Linked DNA regions of Homo sapiens: regions 1 and 2 are each linked to region 3. A link is a contact called in ENCODE Hi-C or POLR2A ChIA-PET data. All regions are on one chromosome and are shown on one strand. The core of a region is the stretch at or near the end of the contact, and the rest is flanking DNA. Distances in the headings are between cores, read along the strand shown.

Region 1 (3,445 bases), core at 868-3,367, 1.8 Mb before region 3:
AATTCTCCTGCCTCAGCCTCCTGAGTAGCTGGGACTACAGGCCTGCACTACCACACCTGGCTAACTTTTGTATTTTTAGGAGACAGGGTTTCACCATGTTGGCCAGGCTGGTCTCGAACTCCTGGCTTCAAGTGATTCGCCTGCCTCCCAAAGTGATGGGATTACAGGCGTGAGCCACTGTGCCCGGCCAGGGTTTTTTTTTCCTGAAGGGCTGATCATGGCTTTGTTCCACTCACTGTGCCCTTCTTCCTCTGCTTGGAACTGGACAGAAGTTCCAATAAGCTACTGTCTTCTATTAAGTAAGGACCAGACATGAAAAACTTTATGGTGGGGATGAGTGGATGGGGCAAGGGTTTGGGGAGCAATGATCAACTGGGTAAAATCCTGGGGAGTGGCAATTGAGTGGGAAGGGAGTCAAGAAGTGTTTAGGGAAGGATGTCGGGGAAGTGAGTAATAGGTAGGTCAGAGGATGGAGCAAGGGAATGTTGAAAGGCAACGGATATGCTCTGTGGACAGGTGGCAAAATATCTGAATGGGGGCCCAGGGAGGGCTACTATGGAGTAACAGGGAAGGGACCCTGAGGTGCTGATTTCTCAGAGATAGACAATGGGATTGGATATGTGTTGGTGGAGGAATGCAGAAAGCCCAGGCCAACTCCGAATGCCATTCATTTACATGAAATCCCTCTTTATGCCTCCACCATCTGCAACAGACTATGTGCTCACCCAAATGGCTTGCTTTTAATTCCAGCAAATAATATCCCCTCTGCTTTCCCCCAAATACAAAAGACACCATTTAAATTCAGCCAGGATGGAAGATCATGATATTTGGAGAAAATTCAAAGTCTGGGCCGCTCAGCTGTGCCTTATCATTCAAAAGTTACATTTTGTTCAGGTTGGCTGGCTTCACATGGTCATCTCAACTTTTCACTCCTGTTTCTTTCTTCTTTTTTTTTGAGACAGAGTCTCGCTCTGTCGCCCAGGCTGGAGTGTGCAGTGGCGCGATCTTGACTCACTGCAACCTCCGCCTCCTGGTTTCAAGCGATCCTCCTGCCTCACCCTCCCGAGTAGCTGGGATTACAGGCGCCCGCCACCAAGCCTGGCTAATTTTTATTTTTATTTTTTATTTTTTAATTAGAGAGGAGGTTTCGCCATGTTGCCCAGGCTGGTCTTGAACTCCTGACTTCAGGTGATCCACCTGCCTCAGCTGCCCAAAGTGCTGGGATTATAGGCCTGAGCCACCCTGCCTGGCCCTCTCCTCTGTTTCTTGACCTGGTTTTGTTTACAATTTGTTGCTGCAATCTTCCTATAACTGTTTCCAGAGTTGTGTGACGAAAAGGGAGGCTGGCACGCAGAGAGATTTCTCACACTCTGTTGGCTTGTGCAGTTGAGACAAAATTAAGCAATGTAGAAATTTAAGCTTCAGTTTTTAATGACCTAGGTTTTTCCAGGCCTTCCCATTTTGGAGTATCACAGTACTCAGGGATTTCTGAGTTTTCTCTCCCTTCCAGAGGAACTATTCTTGAATGGGATTATTAAGCACCCCTTCCTCAATTCTTCAACAAAGCTCCGAGGAATGAATGTCTCAAGTTCTGCTGCTTTTAAAGTATAAAAGATAAATTCAAAGTTCCTTATGCTTCTCCTTTCTGGGAGAATTCTGGGTTTTACTCCAACAGTGGGAAAGTTTTCTAAGCTGGTTTTGCTCCTGTCTCATGGGCAAGGCAGTTTGGTCGGTGGCTGTTCTGTGGGCTGCTGTCTGGAGGAGACGGTCGGTGGAGACGGTCGGTCGGGGAGGTCACCCTGACAATTATGGCCAACTGACGGTGGAGGGAGTGGTCTCGGTTTGGCCCTCAGTCTGGAGTCACAGTCTGGATTCACAGGCAGCGCAGAGAGATGTTGGCTCAGGACCTGAGGCTGAGGCGTGCTGGGACAGCCTAGGGGGTGTCCTGGCTTTCCAGGGGCTGGGGAACCCTCTCTGGCCCGGGGGCGGGAGAAGCTGTTCCAGAATCGGTTCTGGCTCCACTGCCACCTCAGCACTTTCTAATTGCAGCTCCAAACAGCCGCAGCTGCAGTCATAGCAACAGGCCCCGCCCACCGGGCTTCGCTCCTGGCGTCCAGCACGTGACGGCGACGCCTGCGTCGCTCCCTCAGCCCCTGGCGCTAAGGGAGGCGGGGAAGTGTGGGGGGATGACGTTTACTCTGTCGTCTCCATGGATATAATGCATAGACGTCAACGTCGCCAGTGTTTGGTGTGTAACGTTCTTCCGTCTCCATGGGAACGTCAGGCGGCCAAACACCGGGCCCCAGCAACAGGCTTCTGATTGGCCCGAGGCTTCCAAAGGCGGAGCTTCGTCTCCCGCGCCCGCTCGACTGTGTTGCTGTTTTGGTTGTTGTCTCCCACTTGTTTATTTCTCTAACAGATCCTGGAGGCTGAGGTCTAGATCGGTCGCCAAGGATGGGATCCAGGAGAAAACGTGCTGAACGTGCAGCTTGCTCCTACCGATTACAGCCCAGCAGATGACATAGTTCCACTGTGCTCTAGTCCATTGTGGGAATTATGGCCCTCATGCCCGGCGTCTGTCACAACCCAATATTTGGTGTTATAACCCCTGCTCCCACCCCCCAGCACATCTCAGAAGTGCCGTTACCCTCTCAGTCACATCCCAGAAACTGTGTTGCCTTCACGGTTACTCTTGTTTATGCTTGAGAGCACTCGGAGGCCTTTCCATATCTAAAGCCTGCATTCAGTGCTACCCCCTGCAGGATTTGGATACATTTCCCCGTCTGGTCCTAATTCTGTTGAATGACATCATTTATCCGTATTCCCACCCAGAGATGGGCAGATTTCTTGTAACCTGAATAGATACCAAAGAATCCCAAAGGACCTGGGTGGGTACTTCTATTTATGGGCTCATTGGATCTTATTCTTTCCTCTCCGCCTGTTTTAATTCAAATCGGGGGGACCATTTGATTTCTCCAATAGAAACAGAAAGAAATTGAAGACAGAGATGAACACAGATCAAGAGCCCAGGTTTCTTGATATCTAATACTAATATACTGATGGAGTTAAACATTCCAAGGTACGAATGTGTCCAGAAACAGTTTTAACCTTACCCTGGGTTTCCATCAGTGAAACCAAGTTAACATCTGGCAAAAGATAGCGATCTAGCCTCAGGGGTTTCAGTCAAGTTGCGCTTAAAAGAATGCCTTAAAATCTGTAGTTATGGTGTCAAATATAATAAATCTTCACCAGCTCATGCACGTACAAGTCTGAAATGTTTCATAAAAGGTTTAGATGACCTGATAACATGTTTCTAAAACCCAGAGAGAAAGAGAGAGACTGATACAAACGTCAAGTTAAAAACAAGAAAGTAAAATTAGTTTCATAGATTGGGGTTGATAAGGGGAATCTCTGTCCTCTATGCTCTAATCTTAGCCCACTACCT
Region 2 (3,691 bases), core at 62-2,561, 2.0 Mb before region 3:
AAAAACCAACAAAACAGAAAACAAAACAAAACAAAAATGCAGGGGTAAAGTGATGGAGTCAATTCCCGGAGGGTACTGAAAAGGACTAATTCAAGAGAACTCAATGGAACTCAATGGAAAGTCGCCCTTCTTTCTCATAGAGGAGAGGGAAGGAGAGAGAGAGAGGAGAGAGGGAGACAGACAGAGACAGAAACAGAGGAGAGAGGGAGAGGAGGAAGAAGAGAGAGAGACAGAGAGAGAGAGAAAGAGAAAAAGAAAGCCGGTAAATTCTGCTGAGGGAAGCTGTGGGAGTTGATAATCGGGACCCTGAGTGGAGTGGGAAACGTCTGGAGCTGCATATACGGAGAGGCGGTAGAGTCAACTAGGGATGAAAACGAGGAATTAAAAAAAAAAAAAAGACTGATCTGGAGGGTCCACCAAGGAATTTCCTTGTAACGGGTAACAGCTGTAATATGACATGTTGAAGTATTAACACTGATGACTGCTGTCTACATTATTTTCCATGTGCATGAATTGAGTAGTTACAGGGAAAAAGCGAACTGCCTGTTCCAAACGGCTTACACAGATGAACTGAAGCGAAGAAGAAAAATGAACTTTCTTTTGATGTCAACAAGATAGAGTATCATTTACTGTTGAAGCCAGGTTATACTGATTATTTTCGATCTGGTAGTTAACTTTATCATCATTACATTTGGCTGAGTCATTCCTGGGCCCTAAGTAGAGACGGCTAGAATTACCACGTGAGTAAAACATTATAATATCAAAATAATTAGATTGGCCACAAAAACTACCACGGAAAGATACTGCGTAGCAAAAACGTTGGCAGCAAGTTCCAAAGCCTTGGCGAGGACAAGCAAGGAGCGCGCGCGTGCAGCCATACCTGGGGCCCGCCCAGCGCAGCCGAGCGCGCGGAGAAAGGCCAGCAGCAGCCCCGCTCCCGCCAGGCGGGCGGACGCCGGCATCCTGCGGCGGAAGCACGCGGAGGCACAGCCAGGGCCTCCGCCCTTTGCCAGACAAGGGCACACCCCAAGGTCTGGGAGCGTCGTTCTCAGAAAAGTACAAGTTCTTCTTTGAAGGAGCTCCAGAAAAGCCTCTCCCGCCCCTCCCCGGCTCCCCAAGGGCAGGGCTGGACCGAGCTGCAGAGTTGGCCGGACACTGACTGGGTCAAGTGACCTTGGGCTGACCGCACCCCCACCCCCGGTCGCCCCGGGTCGCTGGTGCACTGCGCCTGCGCGCGTCTCCCCGAGGAGTTCGCGGCGAGGGGCGGAGCTTGGCGCGCCAGTGCCTCGGTTTCCAGGCACCGGGAATAACAGAAGCCAGCTGAGAGCGCCTGCGCGGCTGTCGGTTGATGGGGAGGTCAGGTCTGGGAAACTAGGCCCTGGGGTTTTCCCTGAGCAGGAGCGGTGCCCGAGGGCCTCAGGTACGCAGAAGGGCGGGGAGACATGGGATCAGCACCTCCACCTCCTAAGGGACCGAAGGGCAGGAGAGCGAGAGGACTTGTCCCCAGAGGTGGAGTCCGAAGTGGGGGCGCCCCAGTTGACCCTTCGGGACAAAACGTGACTTCAGCCTTAAGGATCTAAAACCGGCCGCGGTCAGGTCAGGTGGCCCTCAACGCTCAGGTTACAAAACTTTTACAGTCTGCGCCACGGGGACTCCTGGGATGAGGGTTTGACAGCCAGGCACCTGCTCCAGGCCCTAGCAGCTTTTGTGCTCTTTGGAATCAAGCACGGTTCCAGCAGGAGGGAAGCCCTGAGAGTTCTTTGTGCCAGTCACTACCTCTGGGCCACAGCTTTCTCACCTGTAAAATGGTGAGGCTGGACTCTGCGGGAACCCTTCAGTTTACAGGGGAAGAAACGGGGGCCAGCAAGGGAGAAGTCGCTTGTCCTGTTACAGGCCTAGAACCTGACTTTCTAGTCAGGTGCTCTTTCCACCTACTATAGAGTATACTGTGCGTGGCAGAGGCTGGTGCTGGAGGAAAGGAAAGCTAGGTGGCAGGAACACCTGTAGCACCTTCGTTTTTCTACCCTCAGGGCCTAACACAGTGTCTTGTGCATAATCACTCACCAAATGGTTTTTGAAGGGAAGCTTTGGCAGGTCCAGCAACACTGTCCCCAGAAAAGTTTAAGGGAATGTGGGCAGGGCAAATGTAGAAATAGTTTGCTTTAGCAGCCGAGAGTGAACCTCAGACAAACTCTTCCCGTGTATCTGGTTTAAATCTCCCGTAGGCGTCAGTCCAGGCCCTGAATGGCTGGTCTCCAGCGGTTGGCGTCACATCTGCCTGTGGGCGTTATGCTCCCACATAATACAACGGAAGCTCCAGGGCCCCACTCAGCCAAGCAAGACTCTTACGAACAAGGTGACTCTTCCCAGCAGTCCTTGAAGGGGCACCTGAGGAACAATTTCCAGAAGCAGCTTTTGAGCAACAAAGAGTTGATTCTGGATAAAGTCTATACTCACCCCAAATGGAACACCCAAACAAAAGCCCGGAGCTACTCCTATCCCCACTGTACTGGAATCAGCCAGCAAGATCCAGAAAGTGATTCCCAGGGCCAAGGAAATGGTTTGTTTTACTCGTCAGGCCCTCAATCCTGGTATCCCAAAGCCAATAACCAGGACTTTATCCCCTTTACAAAGAAACGAGTTGGAGTGGACCGGGCGTTCCCATTGAAACCCATGGTCCACAGGAAGTCGTGCAGTACAGGTGAGGCTGGCACTGATGGGGACCATAATGTCTACCCAAGGCCCCCTGAGCCGAGAGAGTTTTCATCTAGGAACTTTGGTGTGAGGAACCAGGGCAACTTTTCTGTGGTTGGTACTGTTCTTGCTGCCACGCAGGCGGAGAAGGCCGTGGCAAACTTTGACAGGACGGAGTGGGTGCAGATCCGAAGACTAGAAGCTGCAGGGGAGAGCTTAGAGGAGGAAATCCGAAGAAAGCAGATTCTCCTGAGGGGAAAGCTGAAGAAGACAGAGGAGGAACTCAGAAGGATCCAGACGCAAAAGGAACAGGCCAAGGAAAATGAAAACGGAGAGCTACAGAAAATTATACTCCCCAGGAGCAGAGTTAAAGGTAATAAAAGCAACACCATGTACAAACCTATCTTCTCCCCAGAATTTGAGTTTGAGGAAGAATTTAGTAGAGACAGGAGAGAGGATGAAACTTGGGGACGGTCTCAACAAAATTCAGGTCCATTCCAGTTCTCTGATTATAGAATCCAGAGGCTCAAAAGGGAAAGGCTGGTAGCAAGCAATAATAAAATTCGAGACCCAGTCTCAGAGCCATCGGTGGAGAAATTCTCCCCGCCTTCAGAAACACCAGTCGGTGCTTTGCAGGGATCCGCCAGAAATTCCAGCCTGTCCATGGCACCAGACTCCTCAGGTTCCAGCGGCTCCATTGAAGAGCCACAGCTGGGTGAGTGCAGCCACTGTGGGCGCAAATTCCTCTCGTTCAGGCTGGAGAGACACTCCAACATCTGCAGCAGGATGCGGGGTTCCAAGAGGAAAGTGTTTGACTCCTCCAGGGCCCGGGCTAAGGGCACAGAACTAGAGCAGTACTTGAACTGGAAGGGGCCAGCTTCAGCCAAGGTAACAAGAGCCTTATGGATGTGACTTGGTGTGGTGATCATTGTAGGGGTCTGTTTTGTCATCATCAGTTTTCTTTAGGGAAAATTCATGTGTCATGTAGGAAGAATTG
Region 3 (3,234 bases), core at 1-2,500:
TGCTGCTGCTGCTGTTGCTGTTGCTGTTGCGCGGCGGCGGCGGCGGCCGCCGCTGCTGCCGCCGCCGCCGCCGCTTCCTTAGCCGACAGGGCCACTGTCTTGACCCCGACGGGCGGCGGCGGCCCGGGGGAGCGGCCGTCCTGGAAGCAGCCGTGCGCCCGCTTCAGCTGGCGCGCTGTCTCGATCACGAATTCGATGCGATCAGCGCCCTCGTAGTTGACGCAACCGCGGCATACGGGTTCCGAGAAGTCCCAGATCATGGCCCAGGGCATGCGGGGCAGGTCGCACAGGTAGCAAGATTGTCTCCGGGACGAGGACACCTGCGCCGCCGACATGATGCCTGCCCTGGGGAAGGTAGGCCCCCGCCCGGGCTGTCTCCGCGGCGCCTTCTCCTCCGGGAGGACTGGCCGGCTGGGGAGGGAGTCCGACTGCGGGGGAGGGAGGAGGGGGGGCGAGAAAGTTCTGCCCCAGGGGCTGGAGGGAACGCGAGTCTCCACCGCCGGCGCAGCGCCTCGCCGTGGGGGCTCCACCGCCCGGGCAGCGGACGGGTTCAGCCCTCTCTTCGCCCCCACCTCCTACTGCGGTTGACTCGTCGCGAGGGGAGCTCAGGCGCCTTCTTCCTGGTGCTGCAGACTTGGGCTGGAAGCTCCCGGCCCGAGGGGAGGGGGCGAGGGTGCCCGGTGGTGGCCGCCGTTGCCTCTTGGCCCCCTCCCCGGAGTGGCTGGTGCGTGGAAGCTCGAAAGGGGCTGTCTCTTCCTCTCCCCGGGGACCCCCCTACGAGCTGCGTCCTCTCCCCGACGGGCCCCCTGGGGCGAGGGCCAGAGGGTTCAGTGCCACCCGGTGCCCGGGTCCAATCTTGCTGAAGCCGCTGCTTCCCCGGAGGACCGGGGGAGGGGGTGGCAGCCGAGAAAGGACCTTCTCCCCTCCGCAGCGTCGGCCGTTCTGCTGGCGGCGACTGGGTTTGCACCCCGGAGGGAGCCGCCGCGGCCACTGCTTCCAGGACGCACGAGAGCAGAGGAGAGGAGTGCACGCACGCAGGCTCCCGCCGCCCCCAGGCCTGGCCGGCGCCCGGGCCGCCGCGGCTGGCGGCGCTCACGTTGGCTGCAGGGCGCTCGCGCGGCGCCTCGGCCCGGGTCGCATCCCTTCCCGCTCGTGCTCACGCTCGCCCGGAATGTGGGGTTGTGATTGTTACTCTACGTTCCGGAGGCGCGTCTCGGCGCTCCTGCTCCGGCTGCGGCTCGCGCTGTCCCCGGCTTGGCCGCGCGGGATGCCGCCCGGGCGGAGCGCTGACGTCACCGCCATGCTCTGCACCAGTTCTTCCCCCTCCCCTTTACACTTCCTCTGTGGAGCCCACTTGTTGCTCAGGCAAGGCGCATGCGCGGCAGGACGCCCAGATTCCTCCCAGCCGGCCCCTCCTCCGCGCCTCCGCCCTCCCCTCCCCCCTCGCCGTGTGTGTACAACAGCTGAGGCCCGGCGAGCTAATGCTGGAAGTCCAGAGCTGGGGGTGGAAATTAAACAGACGATGACCTTTCCTTTCCCTGCCGGGCATTCCCAAGTAAAAACGCATTTAAGAACCACTAGCGTCGTTTCCGATCCCTGCTCCCCACCCCACCCCCAAGCCTCGGCAGTGAATTTAAATGTCCTGTTTCAGGATTTTTCGCCGTGAATTTCGTATAAGGTATTAACCATTTCATCTGCGGTTGAACCTTATCCCCCCCGGCATGGATGTTAAATTCATCGCCACCACTGATGCCGAAGCACCTGCAAAATTAGCTGTTTTCCAATCTTCCAGAAATTGTCTTTTCTATTTGTTTTTGTGCCCTGATCTAGGAACCCGGGCTTCAACGATAGAGCTAAATGAATTCAGAGTGCGCTACCCTTCCCCCCAGCCGCACTTTAAAAATTTTGGCTGAACGTCTGAAGAAGATACGAGCACCCCGAGGCCTTTAAGGAAAACAGGCAACTGGCTGCGCACAGCTGCAGTTCAGGGCAGGGAGGGGGAGGGGCCGGAGAGGCCAAACAGGTGAGTGTTTTTTCTAGAGTTTGATTTTTAAAAGGTGGAGGCAGCATTTAATAATACTGATACATTTTTGTAAAGCACAGCCGCAGTTTTCAAAGTTCTTTCTCAGGCGCTGTGATCTCACTCCATGTTGCCCCAGAAGGCGGAACAAGGCCGTGATTTTTTTTTTTTTTTTTTTTTAAGACGGAGTCTTGCTCTGTCGCCCAGGCTGGAGTGCAAAATGGCGCGATCTCGGCTCACTGCAACCTCTGCCTCGCAGGTTCAAGCGATTCTTCCGCCTCAGCCTCCCAAGTAGCTGTGATTACCGGCACCCGCCATCAGGCCCAGCTAATTTTTTGTATTTTTGTAGAGACATGGTTTCACCATGTTAGCCAGCTGGTCTTGAACTCCTGACCTCAGGTGATCCTCCCGCCTCGGCCTTCCAAAGTGCTGGGATTACAAGCATGAACCACCACGCCCGGCCAAGGCCGTGATTTCTTCTGCCTTACAAGATCACTGCTCATCAGTATTGCTTATGGCACGATGGATATGTTGGTCATAGCTCTAGTTGGGGCATTTCTATTGATTATTCTAATTATTGGGTTTGCTTTTTTTTTTTTTTTTATTTCATGAAAACTGAGATAATCCCAGGGAAGGCTGGAGAAGGGAAAGCAATATAATGGGATTTCGGATTCTGAAGTGTGGCCCACCAGATTGAAATTTCCTCTCCATCACTAACTGGCTCTCCACCCTTAAGCTAGTTACCCACAAAATCTCTCTTTTCCATGGAAAAGAGAATGGAATGATAGCTCCCAGGTTGTTAGGGTTGTTTGAGATTTCAACTTCGGTTTTTTGTTTTTTTGAGATAGGATCTTGTTCTGTTGCCCAGGCTGGAGTGCAGTGGCACACTCGCGGCTGGCAGCAGCCTGACCTCCCAGGCTCAAGTAATCCTCCCACCTCAGCCTCCCTAGTAGCTGGGACTACAGGCATGTGCCATTACACCTGGCCAATTTTTTTGTATTTTTGGAAAGGGATGGGGTTTTGCCGTGTTGCCCAGGCTGGTCTCAAACTCCTGGGCCCAAGTGATGCACCCACCTTGGCCTCCCAAAGTGTTGGGATTACAGGCATGAGCCACCTCACCCGGCCTCAATTTGTTTCTTGTCATAAGAAGAGATAACGCTTACTTAGACTTGCCGTGGGACCTTAGTAAACTAGGTGGCTTTACTTGCATCACC

Evidence for each region. A loop is a pair of places that touch in the nucleus more often than their neighbours do. ChIA-PET counts read pairs that join two places held with the same protein, here RNA polymerase II (POLR2A). Pooled maps may share reads with other maps.
Region 1: a pooled map shows a loop between it and region 3 (3-fold over the local background). The contact joins the enhancer-like site here to the promoter of IRF2BPL in region 3. A Hi-C loop is called at or near these places in 3 of 50 pooled maps. POLR2A ChIA-PET finds 5 or more read pairs at or near these places in 2 of 52 experiments (PC-9 and activated naive CD4-positive, alpha-beta T cell).
Region 2: a pooled map shows a loop between it and region 3 (2.5-fold over the local background). The contact joins the promoter of ZC2HC1C here to the promoter of IRF2BPL in region 3. A Hi-C loop is called at or near these places in 5 of 50 pooled maps. POLR2A ChIA-PET finds 5 or more read pairs at or near these places in 2 of 52 experiments (AG04450 and Panc1).

The regions. Positions count from the first base shown.
Region 1 is chr14:75,256,959-75,260,403 of GRCh38, forward strand. No RefSeq gene overlaps it. Among named protein-coding and RNA genes, the nearest start is that of FOS, 20 kb to the right of the region's middle. RefSeq lists enhancers at 1-91, 1-485, 763-3,337, 1,185-2,163, 2,344-2,603. Within about 2 kb of position 2,118, at least 37 of the 41 ENCODE cell types and tissues checked have a DNase peak (open chromatin) inside an H3K27ac peak, as active enhancers do; they include PC-9, where a contact is called at or near this core.
Region 2 is chr14:75,068,330-75,072,020 of GRCh38, forward strand. ZC2HC1C (zinc finger C2HC-type containing 1C) reads left to right here and starts at 1,312. Exons shown (of 3, transcript NM_024643.4): 1 at 1,312-1,420; 2 at 2,226-3,582. The coding sequence starts at 2,245. It also overlaps a transcript of ACYP1 not described here. RefSeq lists enhancers at 955-1,506, 1,507-2,058 and a silencer at 1,211-1,330.
Region 3 is chr14:77,027,458-77,030,691 of GRCh38, forward strand. It overlaps IRF2BPL (interferon regulatory factor 2 binding protein like), which reads right to left and starts at 1,251. Exons shown (of 1, transcript NM_024496.4): 1 at 1-1,251. The coding sequence starts at 335. It overlaps LOC107984638 (a long non-coding RNA gene), which reads left to right and starts at 11. Exons shown (of 4, transcript NR_190002.1): 1 at 11-354; 2 at 1,831-2,023; 3 at 2,204-2,279; 4 at 2,370-3,234. RefSeq lists silencers at 381-880, 1,001-1,210, 1,411-1,540 and an enhancer at 2,304-2,824.